2 separate regions of the Homo sapiens genome follow, and region 2 is linked to region 1. A link is a loop called in an ENCODE intact Hi-C map of the cell type or tissue named here. Cell type or tissue: tibial artery. All regions are shown on one strand.

Region 1 (8,000 bases):
GACCAAACAACACACAGAAAACAAATTACTAGCCTTGGCAATAGATGTGTTCAGAGGATCATCATTTGTGAATCATATGAATGTTTTCAACTCTTGACTATGAACTTTTCATATTAACCTTTTGACTATTAACTTTTTGCTAGTTATGTAACTTTGGCATGCTTCTTGGACTCTCTGTCCTGCTTCTGTCTCTTTATCGGCATATTGAGAAAAATAATAGGGATGTTGAGAGGATGAAGTGTGTAAATACAAGTCATCCATTATTTACAGTGCCATATACAGATGCACAAATAGACAATCATATTTTAGTTTCTCTATGCCAAATTTTACTTCATAAGTTATCTAAAATTTCAAACTTCCTATGGAGATGTTATTCTTACGTCATTCATTATGTCCCTGGGCTACTTTTTTTCTACTATCTGGAAGACAATCAGTACAGACTTATTTGGCTTGCAAATGTGCCTAATAAGAAGGCTTTTGGAGTAATGCAATAGAGATTTTGATATGGTCTTGTCCTCGTAGAACTTATAACTATTAGAGGAGAAAAAATAAATACATGGGAAAATTAGAAGGAAAAAACGTAAACAATAAAAGTCATGCTATTATTAAGCCATATTATAGGCAGTATATCATAAATGCTATAACACTTTAGAAAATGGAGATGTGACCATAGTTATCCAATCATGAAGTGATAAAAGTATTAAATTGGGACTTAGGAGGGTAAGGCTTTAGTTTTAGTCATACTACTAGTTGGCTTTGTGACCTTAGACAAATCATGTCCCTTTCTAGGACTTAGTTTTCATCATTACAAAATTGAAAGATTCAACAAGTTTATTAGTTATGTAATTCATCAAGAAGTTAGGAGTTAAACTGCTTTTAGAGATTTCCTGTTGTTTTTTTGTTTGCCTTGTTTGTGTTTTTTGAAGGACATGTGAAAATGTAAAGGACTTCTATGTAGGAATGGATACAGTATATTCACCAGACAGTAAGTAGTAAGTATGATTTTGAGAGTGTCAAAGGAATAACAAAGTGATGCATTTTATGTTTTAAAAACAGTCAAGAGGACTTTTGTTCTTAAGTCCATTAAAAAAATTAGATAATAGACTATGACTCTGTCTCAAATACAAATTATTCTAAAGTAAATAGAGTATCAGAGAATGGAGCTATGGGAGAGAAAATAATTTTTTAATACTTAATATATTAGTTGCATTTTAAGTAATTAATACAGGTAAGAGATTTGGAGAGGTAAGAATAACACTCCTCCCCTTCCCTCCCCAACTTCATGACCAACTGAAAGATAGACATGGAAATCACACAGATGAAGAATGAAATAGTTTTATTATTGATGAGACCTGAATTGCACATACAATTGCATATACTTAAGTGTATAGTCACAAGGTTTTCATTATTCTAAATCAGTGGTTCTCAACTGAGGATAATTTGTGTCCACGTCAGTTCCCAGGGACATATGGCAATGTCTGTAGACTTTTTTTATTGTTAACACTGGTGGGTGGGGCGGGGGTGGAGGGGGATGCTACTGCTAATAGCGACAGAGGCCTGGGATGCTGCTCAGCATCCTACAGCGCAACAGACAGCCCTACACAGCATAGAATTTTTAATTATCTGGCCCAAAATGTCAACGATGCTGAGATTTAGAAACCTTGTTCTAAATTAGTCTTATTCCCAACCCTCATCACTCTCCAACTGGATAATTTCAGGTTTTCCCCCTGGAGTCAGGCAGACAACTTTAGGCAAGACAGACAGAAGACTTAAGTCTTCCTTCTCCTCCATACCCTCTGCCCTGTTGTAGCCTGTTAGACCCAAAATACTGACCTGAGCAGGCTCTTTCCTTTTCCTCCAATTCATCATCAAATGAGAATGAGAAGCAGAAAGAGAAACCAACGATACTGTAATGAAGCTACCTCATGGAAATTCAAGACCAGGAACATTCAGTTTTTCTCTAACGATGTTCAAATAACTATCTCCTTTGCTGGCCATGCTTTATGATTTCTCATGGTCATCTAAAATTATGGCTCACCAGGCTTGAGGCCTACATAGACACAGAGACTTAGATGAAATGTCAGATAGGGTCCTGGAGAGAAACTGTAGAAGAAAGCTAACAGCAAAAAATTCTATCTTTTTGCATTGATTAGTGTGAAAGGTGTCCCTATGGTAGAGAGAAGATCATGCTGTCCTTTAAAATTGTTGGTCAACTTTGCCTTGGTTGACTGCTCAGCAGATGTGCTCTTCCATTTACCTGGTTGTCAATTTCATTTCCATATCAGAACTGAGATGATAGTTTCTGAATTAAGGGAATACCTTTAGGTCCAAGTAATTTGCTTCAGAGTATCGCCTTAATTTAAATGGGATTCCCTTTTAAAGAGAAGCTTATATTTCTTATGTCATGCTTTCCTTTATTGAAAAGAGCTCGTATATTAAGTGTTAAATGTATATTTAATGAAAGAAGAACAAATGAATATAAATAATGTAGAGGTAGATCACGAACAATCTTGGGAGGAAGTCAGAAATTTTGGACTCAAAACAAGAGGAAATAGATGCCAAATGCAATGATATAATGGGAGCAGTGTTTAAGAAATAAATTAACAATTATTATTGGGTATCATATATTCTTTCCAACTATATTGCAAGATGGAAATTATTACAATTTTTCCAAAGGAAACAGAGACTTTGAAAATGTTAATGAAATTTAGGTAAATTTTAAAAAATTATTTACAGTTCATAAAACAGTCTCAAGTAATGATAAGGTGGTAAAGCTAATCATTAAAAAAAGACAGTGTTACTGGGAGGAGAAACTGGCTTAGAACGTTTAAGTTGTTTTTAATTTTAACTCAATCATAATTTAAGTGTAATGAGAACACTTAACACACAGTATTTACTGTTATATGTCACTAGTAATATTAAATCCCTTTGGTTTATCTGTTGTTTTAAATTAGCCATGCAAGTTGTCCACCTTTTGGATACAAATATATTTAATCTATTTCAGGGCCGTATTTCCTAACGATAGTAATGACTGTGCGTATGAATGCGGTAAAATTCTGTAGGTGTTGCCATGCAAATCTGGGTGTTTGGATGCATAAATTAAATAATTTATGTAAAGTACTTATCAGAGATTCAGGCACAAAGAGCTAAAATATTAGTAGTATAAGCCTTCACTGTTAACATTAAGTCTTTATTTTGAATCTAGACTCAAAACCAGATGATTTCAAATACCTTCAAAGATTTCATCACTAACCTTAATTCTCCATAATCTATTTTTGGTTAACTAAGTTAACACTTTTCTCTGGGGCTTAAGGGTCAAGTGAACAAGTTTGAGCAGACCCTAGATGATTTCGATATAACTTCCTAAGAAAGGAAGGATACCCTCTACTCATCCCCACTCCTTTGTGAAGCAATGGGGAGAATAATCAGATGTCTTTCATCTGCTTTTTTTAACCTCTTTCTATTTTGTAGATCTTGACATTTCACCAAGCTTCCTATATGAAGAAGAAACACATGGATATGAACATATCCAAGGTTTTAATGTTTCAAATAAGAGATTTGTCATATATGTTAAGCCTTTCTTAGGATTCCATATCATATCTTGTTATATCAAGAAATGTTTATAGTTTTACTAACTTGTAACATGGTTGATTTACTGGGAAAGTGGTTCTCAGCTCTGGGGCATGTCTCATACTATAAATACTGACCCATCGTCTGCCATGTGCAAGGCCTATTTTAGGTATTGGCAATATTCCAATAAGCATGATAAAAATTGTTGACCCTCTTGGAGCTGGCCTGAATCCTCCACCAAGCTTCAAGAGAGTAGAGTTTTAAAATTTTTAATTTCCTGACCTGGTCCATAATTATCAACCCAAACCTCAACAGGAGCAGTCCTCTAATAGGTTGATTGTTCCTTGAGTGCAGTTACTGTATATTATTAAGCCTCATAATTATATCCAAAAGTGTCTGCCGTGTGGTAGACATGCAATAAAAATTTGATCGATTCAGTCTTTTAATAAGTATTTTAATGCTATATGCCAGGTATATGGTGGTTAACATAAAATAAGCTTATTTCCTGACCTCAGCGAGATTATAGACTGGTGGAGAAATCAAATAATTACATCATAGGTTACATAAGAACTATGCAAGGAACTGACAGTTTTCTGGGAAAGAGAATAACAGAGCAAATGGGTGATAGAGGTTATACATAGACATGATGATTAAGAAAACCTTCTTTCTCCTGTAATCCCAGCACTTTGGGAGGCCTAGGCGGGCAGATCACGAGGTCATGAAATTGAGACCATCCTGGCTAACACGGTGAAACCCCGTCTCTACTAAAAATACAAAAATTTAGCCAGGCGTGGTGGCAGGTGCCTGTAGTCCCAGCTACTCAGGAGGCTGAGGCAGGACAATGGTGTAAGTAAACCCTGGAGGCAGAGCTTGCAGTGAGCCTAGATCGCGCCACTGCACTCCAGCCTAGGCAACAGAGCAAGACTCCGTCTCAAAAAAAAAAAAAAAAAAAGCAAGCAAACAAACAAACAACAACAACAAAACAACAAAAAAGAAAACCTTCTTTCAGGAATTGATTATTAAATTGAGACTTAAAGTAAAAGATCCAGCCATTTAATAAGGGCATGCGTTTTAGTAACTAAAAGGTCATTGTGGCTCAAATTTAGTGTGTAAGGAGTCAGGCAGAGCTAGGAGAAGAAGGCAAGCATCTTTCAGGTCATAGGAGGAGCTTAAATGCAGTATTAAGTACAAAATAAAAGCCACTGAGGGTCGGTTCCTGCTTCTCTCGGCCTTGTAAAGAAAAATTGAAGAGGCCTAGGGACAATGAAGACAGACCCTACTGGAAAGTGGGTATAAATGTCTAGGCAAGAGAGGATGCTTTATTAGACAATGAGGATTGCAGTAATAATAGATAGTTTATGGTAAAATCAGTAGGATTTGCTATTGAATCCATGGGCTGAGGGAAAGAGATGAATCTACCATAATTTATACGTTTTTTTAGCTTGAACATTCTGTTTGTTAATGGTACCATTTATGTAGATGAGTTGGTCAATAAAAAAACAGATTATGGAGAATTAAGGTTGTTGATGAAATCTTTGAAGGTATTTGAAATCATCTAGTTTTGGGTCTAGATTCAAAATGAAGATTTAATGTTAATAGTGAAGGCTTACACTACTAACATTTTAGCTCTTTGCGCCTGAATCTCTGATAAATACTTTATGTACATTATTTAATACTTTCCAACTCTAAGATGCATTCAGCCTTAGTCCCAGTTTACAAATGAAGAGATTGAAGCTGAAAGAAGTTAGGTGATGTTCCCAGGGTCAGACAGTTAGTATGGCAGAGTCAGGACCTGAGCCCAGATCTATATCTGCCTTCTGAGCCTTAAGCTCTTCCTCCCCAAACTTCACTGCCTCTCATTACAAAGTTGAGGCATTTTATATATCTCTTGCTAGATAAAACTCTGATGTCTTTCCTTTATCTGTTTCTGTGTCTTGTTTGTACGATTCAAGTCATTGAAATGAGAATTCAGTTAGTTACCTGATTGAATCAAACTAGTTAGCAATCTAGTTTAAGATTCTAACAGGCTGATGAGGCAGATTTTTATGGTTAAGATGGTAGGTTGTTTTCGTTCAATGTACCAAATATTTTCCATCAGCAACACTCTGCTGTCTGTGACAGGTCAAAGGTATCTTTTTTTATTTGCTAAGATCTATGAAATGGTCTTCTGGGTCTAATGTGCCTTAACATTTTTAGGGCCCTGTAAATAGAATTTATGCCTTAATCTCAGGATTTATTAAATGATAAGAAAGCAGTTCATTTAAAAGAATGCCTCCCAGTACAAAGAAACAGTCTTGGACTTCTACGAAATTATAAATTATTGAGTGAATTCATCAGTTTCTTTGTATATTGAAATTAGCTACTTATGATGGACAGTGAACGAGCATAAATGTGTTATCTGAACAGGGCAGGCTTCCCTAACCAATATTTGTAAAGAAAATATAAACTCCACAGCCGTACCCTGGTCCTTAAAAAGTATTAATGGACTTATTCAAGAGTTAGCAGCAAATATATGTGGTTACTGGTTACTTAACGATGGTTATATCAATACACTGCTTTTGATTTTTTAACTTTTTTGAAAACATTGAATGTGAGTGCAATGCAGATTTATCTGGAAAGTATACATATTCATGCAACCTTAGCATATCATGTAGCAGTTTTCTGTTTTGAGTCATTATCTATAATCCGTTTCTTACATTTGAATTCACATCAATCCTCTAGGCATTTATTCACCTAGCATACATAACCTACCATAGGCAAAGTCCTGTTAGATTCTTGGGAGACAAAAATTAATAAAACATAGCACCTTTCTACAAGGAGCTAATTGTAGCAGGTAAAATAAACCAATCAACAAATGATAATAATAAAATGTGATAGAGATCTATAAAATATATTAATCTTCAAGGGATTCAGTTGCAAAGTACTATGTAAACATGAATTGAAAAAGAGAGGATATGGTTTGGCAAATAATGCCAGTGGCCAGTGAAATCTTCCTAAGACGACATGTCATTTGAGTTGGACTTTTTCAACTCAACTGGCATTTTCCTGCTAGAAAAAGGGGAGATAGGTCTTGGAAGATGGGGAACAGCTTGTAACAAGATACTAGAAGTATTAATTTATGGAGTCTTTGGAGACACTCTAGATTGGTCTGCATGGTAAAATTGAAAGGTATTTAGGGGAGATGGCAGATGAGGAGACTGGAAAGAGAAGCTGGGGCTAACTTTAGAAAATAATAAGTGCCATACTAAGTAGTTTGAATTTCATCTTGTCAAACAAGAGTCATAAAGGGTTTTTAAGATTAGTGACTTGATCAGTCCGTGTTTTAGAAAGAGATGCATTATTAGAATTATTTGGAGGAGAGAGACTCTGTTACACACTATGCTATGAACATGAACACATAGTTTCTAAGTTCATAGTGTCTGTCTGGGTCCAAACTCCTTGTTGTGTACACTATACTTCCCTACCTCAACAAGCTATCTTAATTTCCCCAATGTGGATTGAACATACCAGATCACAGAGACAGATTGCATCAAGCACAAGTCGATTCAGCCACCTTTTATAAAAACATACTCACCTTCCCAGGAATATCCTGACCTATCACTCTAGAAGCGAGTCCCCACATCACATGTTACCTTAACGTAACACAACATCCACACAGTATTGCTGACTAAGAGGTCCCTTCGATTTTTACTGAAGCGTCTCAGTTGCCTCTTCCTTTCCCCCTTTGCTTTTGCAGCCCCAAATTCCCTTCGTGAAATTCACACTTTCTTCTTTCTTAAGTTACAGATATCAGACTGACCTTATCCTTCCTTACTTTGTTACAACCTTTGTATTTTCCCAGGTTGTAAAACACAGAAAAAGTTTATAGATTCCTGTGCGAACCATCTTTCTCAATCTTGAGGAAAGGTAAACAGTTCTACCTGGGCTTTTGCTATGTGTCCATTGTTACAAAGGACACAAGAGTTTGTAGGACCTCACAGCTGACTGCCTATTCTTGGGCTTTCCAAAGCTCCTTTGATACTTAAATGAAGTAAGACATAATTCACATAAAAGGAAAGACTCATGTTTATTGAAAACAACCATCAACCCTTACAATCTTCCTTTCTGGAGAGCTACTCAAATGTGCCCAAATCACCTAAATACAAAATATTTGCAAAAGTTTTCACAAGTTATTGCAACAGTCTGCATGAGCTGGTTGGTTTACTAAGCTGCTTGGTGTGGAGGTGGACAGGTTTGACAGATGTCTGCGGTACTTGGTAGTAGAATGACTCTAATACTTGAAGAAGAAGGAATCAAGGATGATTTAGTCTGTAACTGGGATAAAATATTTAGAAAAGAAAAACAGGTTTTAGAGAGAAGATGGGTGTGCTGTGAGGTATCCAGGTATACTTCCAAATAGATAGTCCTGTTAGTAGAGTTGAACAGATGGC
Region 2 (8,000 bases), 130 kb before region 1:
ATGGGGTTCCAAGTTACTTTGGTTGCAAAACTAAAGATTTTGTTTTGCTGTATTTTATGCCAACTTTTAGATGAATTTCTCTTTCACTCATACTCATGGTCATCAAATATTACAGTTACGTTTGAGGCACCTCAGATTGACTTGTGTCTTAACATGAAACAAATGCTAGCCAAAGTTCGTGCAGTGCTTAAGCCATTCTACAATTGTCAACATAAGCTATCCATGAATAAAGAATTTATTTTACCCTTCATTTTGACTATCTTATATGTGGCATTTTCAGTAATTATTCCCCTAAGAGTACTTATTAGCACAACTCTGATTTTTCTGTTATATATTGGGGGTTCTTCAGAACTGCAAGGTGAAAGAAGGAATATTTCTCTTGAACAGAATCTAATTTTAATGTCTCCTTATTAAATATATATTGGGGAACGGACAAGATGACATTGTCAGGTTCTTAAAAGCAATTCATAACATGGACTAGTAGGTTAATTAGCCCATTTTGCTAAAAAAAAGTAAGAAAACAAACTGATTTTCATGGAAGCTTGAGAATGTTGAGTTATTTTTATGTTCAGAAGCACTGTTTATGTGTCTTTAATATACTGTATAAACCTACAGTGAATTGCTTTGCATGTTGTTAAAAGATATTTTACCAGGGATATTTCTGTATTTGGCGTATACTCTGTAGTAACAGAGGTTAATATCTTATTTTCAGAAGAAAAATGATCAGTATGTAGTTTGGTTTTTATAAGTTTCTTTTCTTCTAAGGGGCATGGAATTTTGGCCTTAGCAAATATAAGCGATGTAGTGGAATTGAGAATGTATGAATTTCAGAATATTTATAAAAACGTTATTTCTCCTATTTGTCATTTATATTGTCAAGCCCTGTCTCATTTTTCCTGGACCAGGATTTCCAGATGTTAAACTCAGTTCTTATTTCTAGATCTTCCTTGTATTTATCTCAGGAATTCTAAGTATCTGCTTTATGTCCCATAGTTCCTGACATTCCTGCTTCCAACTGAGGGAGAAGTGATCTCTACTGATAGCTTTCTTCAGTGGAGGATCTTGGTTTCTTTCAGGTAGTAGTTCTGACAATTTTTGACTTTAGGGCCCTTATAGTCTTAAAAATTATTTAAGACCTCAAAGAGATTTTGTTTATATAGATTATATCTATCTACATTTACCATAATGAAAATCAGAGATGAACAAAATTAAATATTGATTTATTAATTTTTACAGTAGTTATAATAAACTTGGCATATATTAACATAAACAAGTTTGTCTAAAAGTAGCTATATTTTCAAAAACAAAAAAATTCAAGAGGAAGATGGCATTGTTTTTAATTTTCACCAACCTTTTTCTTGCCTGGCTTGATAGAAGATGGTTACGTTTTCATATCTGCTTTTGCATTTTTAATGTTGTTTTGGTTGAAGTATATGAAGAAAATCTGGTCTTATAAACATATGCAGTTGGAAATGAAACAAATATTTTAAAATGCTTTTTATATAATGAGAACATTCTTTGATTCTATACTAGAACTCAACAAATACTAGCACTCTAAATACTAGATGCAATGTGGAATCCAAAAGCATATCAAGTATTTTTGTACTCTGTTATATTAAAATCTATGTTGCACTTTTTGTAATTTTATGCATTGGTCATTTGGAAAATATTGTGTCATGGAGTTAGAAGTTATTGCATTATTGACATTTGTTACTATAACTACAGATTAAATCAGAAAAAGTCTTTAAATGTTGAGAGTCTGTTAAGCTAACAGTGGCAGATAACAAGTACTCCAAGTTTCTAATTTTTGCTTGAAATCTTGAATTTTATCATTAGCAACATATCCTGTTAGTTGTTTTCCTTGAAAAGGCAGGCTCACGTTATTTTTCAAGAAGATGTTTGCCAAATATCCAAGTTTGAATAACTGTGCTTTATCTCTTAGTCATTATTTTAAGTAAAAATGGTGTTCCATGAAAAAACGGCTCATTCGACTCACACCTCAAACATTTGTGCAAGTGATCTTTCTTGAGATATCCTTTGTAGTTTGGTATGCGATAGAAGTGGTATATGGTTGTGCACTTCCTATTTATATCACATAGGATATTAAAAATTTTGTACTTAAGCCTTAAGACTTAATAAAATTAATAATTGTTACGCTTTAACAGGACTTTTTTATTGCAACTGGCTTTTAAAAATTATTGTCATTACCATAAGTGTGTAGGACAGTGAAGAATATGATGACTCCTAGTACAGTTGAGTGCCACTGCCTTGATTCATGTGGAAGCCCAGCAGTTTAACTCACCATTGCCTTTTTGCCACCAGTGCGAATATCAACACAGTGAAAAAGGTGAAAACATCTTCATATTAGGGTGAGAATAGTTTTGACCTTGCAGAGCCCCTTTAAGAGAATGGGTCTTAGGTGTCTTCAGGGATTCACAGGTTAAATTTCGAGAACTATTACTATAAGTCATGCATATACAGGAAGATGGATATAATTTTAAGAATGTGTGTGTATTATATGTGTGTATATACATACTCATAATATGTATATATTATGAGTGTATATATATTATACATGAGATGTATATATTATGTATATGAAATGTGTGTGTGTGTGTGTGTGTGTGTGTGTGTATATATATATATATAAACTTAAAATAATTTCAGAAAATGACTTGAGTAATCCTCATGGTATTCCAGAGAGGTAGGTGGTGATTAGAATATCTGCCTGAGATATAGAGGAATCATGTCAGTGTAGCTATGCCATTTTGCCCATGACCAAGTAAGAGGAGTTGCTGAAAGGGCTAGAATCCCGATTCAGAATGAAACCCACAGGACAGCCAGTATCAACCTAGACTAAAACAGTATTGAGCATTCTAGTTTTTCTCATCTTGTATACAAACTTGAAGTCTTCTCTGAAGTCTTGTATTTAAAAAAATATGGCACACTGGGACAATACAATTGATCCTTGATCAATGCGGAGGTTGGGCAACCAACCCCCATGCAGTGAAATGTCTGTATGTAACTTTTGACTCCCTTAAAGCTTAACCACTAATAGCTTACTGTTGCCTGGAAGCCTCACTGATAACATAAACAGTCAATTAACACTTATTTCGTATGTTGTATATATTATATACTGTATTCTTACAATAACGTAAGCCAGAGAAAAAAAGTGTTATTAAGAAAGTCATAAGGAAGGGAAAATGTATTTATTATTCATTAAGTGGGAGTGGATCATCATCAAGCTTTTCATTCCCTGTTGTCCTCACAGTGAATAGGCTAAGGGAGAGGAGGCGGAGGAGGAGGGGTTGGTCTTGCTGTCACAGGGTTGGCAAAGGCAGAAGATCCATGTATAAATGGATGCACACAGTTCACATCTGTGTTGTTCAAGAGTCACCTGTGCTTGGAAGGAGCAGGCCTGAAAGACCTGTGCATGCTGATCACGGAGAGGTGAGGGATTAGATAGCAATAAGGGGAAAGGACACTGATTTTATTAGTCGTCTAATGAATGCCAGGTACTGTTCATTGTACTCACATGTTAACCCCTTTAATTCTCACAACAACTTATGAAGTCACTATTATCCACCTCATTTTAGAGAGGAAGAAATGGAGCCTCTGATATTAAACAATGAGCCTGAAACAACATCACTTCTATGGGTTGGAGTATGAATTCAAACCATTTGAATTCTATAGGTAGAACTCCAACCCATGGAATACTACCATTTTATTGTAATATAGTGTCTTCATATCTGTATTCACCAGCCTCTTGGGCTACATTGTTAACTGGTTAACTGTTACTATATCTGTCTTCTAAACATATTTCTGAATATACACGTGTATAGTCAGGTTCAGTTTTTACCTTTCTGAGGAAAATAAACAGAATTTTGTATTCATTCATCCACTAGAGGGCACAAGAGTGCTAATTTGTTAAGTTGATAATGATTGATGAGTAGAGTTTAAATTAATATGATTGTAGTATGATTTATAATCATATGTATGTACTATAGGAACTTGCATATGAAAAGTTATGAACAACCATCTAGTAATTATTCTTGGTAAGAAAGATGCTGTGCCATCTTTTTATTGGAAACCAGAGACTGCTTTTTCCACAAAATATGAAAAATAAATAACATTTAGTTAAACTTAGATGTGTGACTGGTGGTTGAAGAGAGGGACCATGTGATATGCACTGGCAAGATAAGCTGTGAACCAAGTCAAAACTTACATTCTATTCTAAGTTTTCTTCTCGTTTTTTTTTTCATAATACATGCCAGTTTTGACATTATTAATTTAACTTTGTTGTGATGTGTTTGATGCAATGTTGTTCGAAATAACGGATGGATTTACCTAAGACATTACTTAAGTTTTAAAGGAAAATGTTAAGATAGCTTTTTGTATTTGGTTAATGCTTGTGTTAATCATTATTTATTATTCCAGACTTGTCATTTAAATATGACTAGGTATGGGGAGTCTTTTAATATAACTGATACATCAAGTTCCTTATTTATGTAATTACCATGTGGGTAATTTTTAGTAAAATTGTGAAATACATTTTTTAAGAAGAACAAAACTGTGAACTGTGAAATAATTGCATAATGTTTGCATGATATTTGCCATTAGAGTATTTGTATTTGAAAAGAAATTTGGGATATTGTCCTGATTTATTTTTCTTAAGACTCCTGTAAACTTTGGATCATGATGACTGTGAAGAAGTTTGAAATTCCATTGGCATCATATCCATGGCAATTGTGAAGTTTTGCCAATTAGATTCTTACACTATATATTACATGTAATGCTTTTTGTTTTTGTTAAGTTAGAGTTTGTAAATGAAGGAATCTAAAATAGTTTTTCATTTCACTATTTTTAGATATACAATGAAGAATGTTCTTGAGCTCTACTTAAAGAAATTTTTTTTTCAGACTGAAAACCTCTGAAGGATTAGTGAAATAATACATTTTTATATGATTCTAATTTTGAGAAAGTGTGGCTGCTGGAACAAAATGGTCCAGAGTTTATAACCTTCTTTGCTCTGATACATACAGGCATATATGATATAATATAGCTTAACCTCTTTGAACATTAGTTGACTGCTCTATATAATTGGATTACAGCATTGCTGTAGGATGGTAGGCACTAAGGATACAAAGATGAGTCATGAGTAGTTCTGTCTTCAAGGATGGCCATCTATGGGGAGTGCTATACAAGTTAGCAAAAGATTACAGTGTGGTATGATGAGGGCCTAGTAAAGTGATGCAAACTTGCTACTCTGTCCTCACTTAAAAGGGTGGTAACTTAGTCTGTGATGTATTCAGGGAAGATCCTTCAGAGGAGGTAAGACTTGGACTTAAAGAATAAACAGTAGAGAGTTTGGGGTGCTGGGAGGAAGGAGCATATTTTAGGCAGAAGAAATAACATGGGACAAATCAGGGTGGAATAGGACAGTAGACTTTTAAATTGTAAGAGTATGGAATAAAGACGAAATAATGTAGGAGAAGTTGGAGATACAAGATGGGATCAAAATCATGTCTCTTGAATGTATATTAACAAGCTGGAATCTTATTTAGATTATAAGGAGCCATTTGCAGGTTTTCACTTAGGAGTGCTCTTGCATTTTAGGAGGATCACTGAAATAAGACTTAGAGAAGTTGGAAGATACTGCAATAGATACTGTGGGAAGAGGTGTAGCTGAGACAAGGCTGTAGAGTAAGCCTCGAGACAGTGATCAGCAGATTTTGGGGCTACCTAAGTATAGGATTAACAGAAGGAATGAAATCAATAGGTATAATTTTGAATCTGCAGACTTGGCAGTTAGAAATAAAGCCAGAAAAAGCTAGAGGAGACAAAGGTGACTCAAAGGTGACTTTTGGGCTTCAGGTTTGGCTGACTATGGAAAATGGAGGAGAGGGGAAAGCTTTTTTGCAGTGATTTTTAGCTAGAGATGGAGATTAAAACAAAATAAAATACAACTTTGAAATAATGTTTGATTACTTCCAATGTGCCAGAGATATAGTGAGGTTTTAAATGTGACATATTTAATTATCTCAGTATCCCCTTGAGGTATTATCATCTCTAATGGACCATTGAGGAGGCAGATTTAGAGAGGTCATTATCTTAACTAAGACCGCATAGCTGGAACTGATAGAACTTGGAATTGAGCTTAATTCTATCTGACCCTAAATTACAGCCTTTTCCATTCTATTACTCTGGGTATCATCTCATATATAGTACAGTTGAAGCGATGAGTATAAATGGAAATGATAAAAAGAGAAGAGAACAAGAGAAGAGAAGATGGTCAAGGGTAGAACTTGGGCAAATAACATTAGATTACATGGAGCCTACCAGGGATATAGAGAAGATGCAGCCACAGGGAGGCAGGGAAATTAGAAATAGCATTACATCCAAGACAAAACCATTAGAATCAAGCTTGAAGGCTCTCATTCTTTCCCACCCCCACATTCTGTCGATTAGCAAATTCTGTTTGCTCCGCCTTCAGAATATGTATAGATTCTGACCATTCACTCTGGTCCAAGCTACTCACATCTCTTGTGCTGTAACGGTGTTTTTCACATCTAGTCTTGTTGCCGTAGTGTCTTTTCTCCAAACAGCAGTTAGATTGTCATTTTCTGCTCAGAACTATCCAGTGGTCTTTCTTGCCATTCAAGAATACAATCCAAACTCATTACCATGGACTACAAGGATGCACATGGCTCTCACACAGGCTATCCCTCTAGCCTCTTCTTCTACATCCTCCTGTGAACCATAGTGCCAGCCACGAGCTGAACAGTGCTTTCTCTATGGAATTTGCACTGACTGCTCACCTTCCTGAGATGCTTTCTCCCCAGATGTTCATCACAGTGTCAGAAGGACCCAACCAACCTTTCTGAAATGGCATCTTGCATTATCACATTCTACCTTTTTATTCTCTTTTTATTGATAGGACATTATCACTTGTGTATTAGTCAGTTCTCATGCTGCTAATAAAGATATGCCCAAGACTGGGTAATTTATAAAGGAAAGAAGTTTAATTGACTCACAGTTTCACATGTCTGGGCAGGCCTTACAATCATGGCAGAAGCTGAATGAGGAGCAAAGTCACATCTTACATGGTGGCAGACAAGAGAACTTGTGCAGAAAAACTCCCATTTATAAAACCATTAGATCTCATGAGACTTATTCACTACCATGAGAACAGTATGGGGGAAACCTGCCCCCATAATTCAGTTATCTCCACATGGCCCCACCCTTGACACATGGGGATTATTGCAATTCAAGGTGAGATTTGGGTGGGGACACAGGGAAACCATATCAACTTGAAACATTAAGCTTAAGTGTGTGCTTTGTATTTATTGCCCCTAAAACCCCTGTCCTGCACCCAAACTTCATGAAGGTAGAGATTTTGCCCTTTTTAGTTCAATCCTGGATCCCCAGTGTGTAGGACATAGTTAATGCTGAACAAATGTTTGAATGAATGAGTACAGTCAGAGTGGACATTAAAACAAGTAAATCAGATCATATCGCCCCCACTTTTAACCCTCCCACCCTAGCTGCCTCCTATCACTGTCAGAATAAAAGCCAAACTTTGTACCATCATCTGCAAGGCCTTACATGATCCAAGCCTTGGTAAAGACTGGCCTCTAGCCTTACTATTCCACCCTGGTTGACTATGTTCAAGCCACATTGGCGTTTTTGTTCTTGGAACTTGCTAAGCTCATTTCTTCCTCTTGCTACTTCCTTTGCCAGTCACTCCTCCTACATAGTTGGCTCCTTTTGATCCTTCAGATTTTTGCTCAAGTATTCCTTCTTGAGCCAATCTGGACTACCCTTTCTTAAAATGGTTCCTCTGATACCTGCCCCTCCATCTCAGATCTTCCCAGGACCCAGGCTAATTTTTAGCATCATAGTTGTCACTAACTAAGCAATGGTGTTTATTTATTTACTTATTAATATTCTCTCTCCTGAACTGGATTATCAACTTCATGAGGGCAAGGGCTTAGATTTCT

The links. Hi-C counts contacts between places; a loop is a spot of excess contacts. Peaks named below come from ENCODE experiments on the same cell type or tissue, not always from the same donor. Only the 100,000 strongest peaks of a DNase experiment are listed, where the experiment ranks them.
Region 2: a loop joins it to region 1, with 2.6 times the contacts of the local background. A loop is called at or near these places in 68 of 110 quality-filtered maps.

The regions. Positions count from the first base shown.
Region 1 is chr4:72,330,371-72,338,370 of GRCh38, reverse strand. The region is part of intron 5 of ADAMTS3 (ADAM metallopeptidase with thrombospondin type 1 motif 3); the gene reads left to right. Among named protein-coding and RNA genes, the nearest start is that of ADAMTS3, 230 kb to the left of the region's middle. In tibial artery, no CTCF peak of the experiment used is centred here; no DNase peak of the experiment used is centred here.
Region 2 is chr4:72,465,011-72,473,010 of GRCh38, reverse strand. All of the region lies in intron 3 of ADAMTS3 (ADAM metallopeptidase with thrombospondin type 1 motif 3), which reads left to right. Among named protein-coding and RNA genes, the nearest start is that of ADAMTS3, 100 kb to the left of the region's middle. In tibial artery, a CTCF peak has its summit at 3,911 (motif pointing right); no DNase peak of the experiment used is centred here.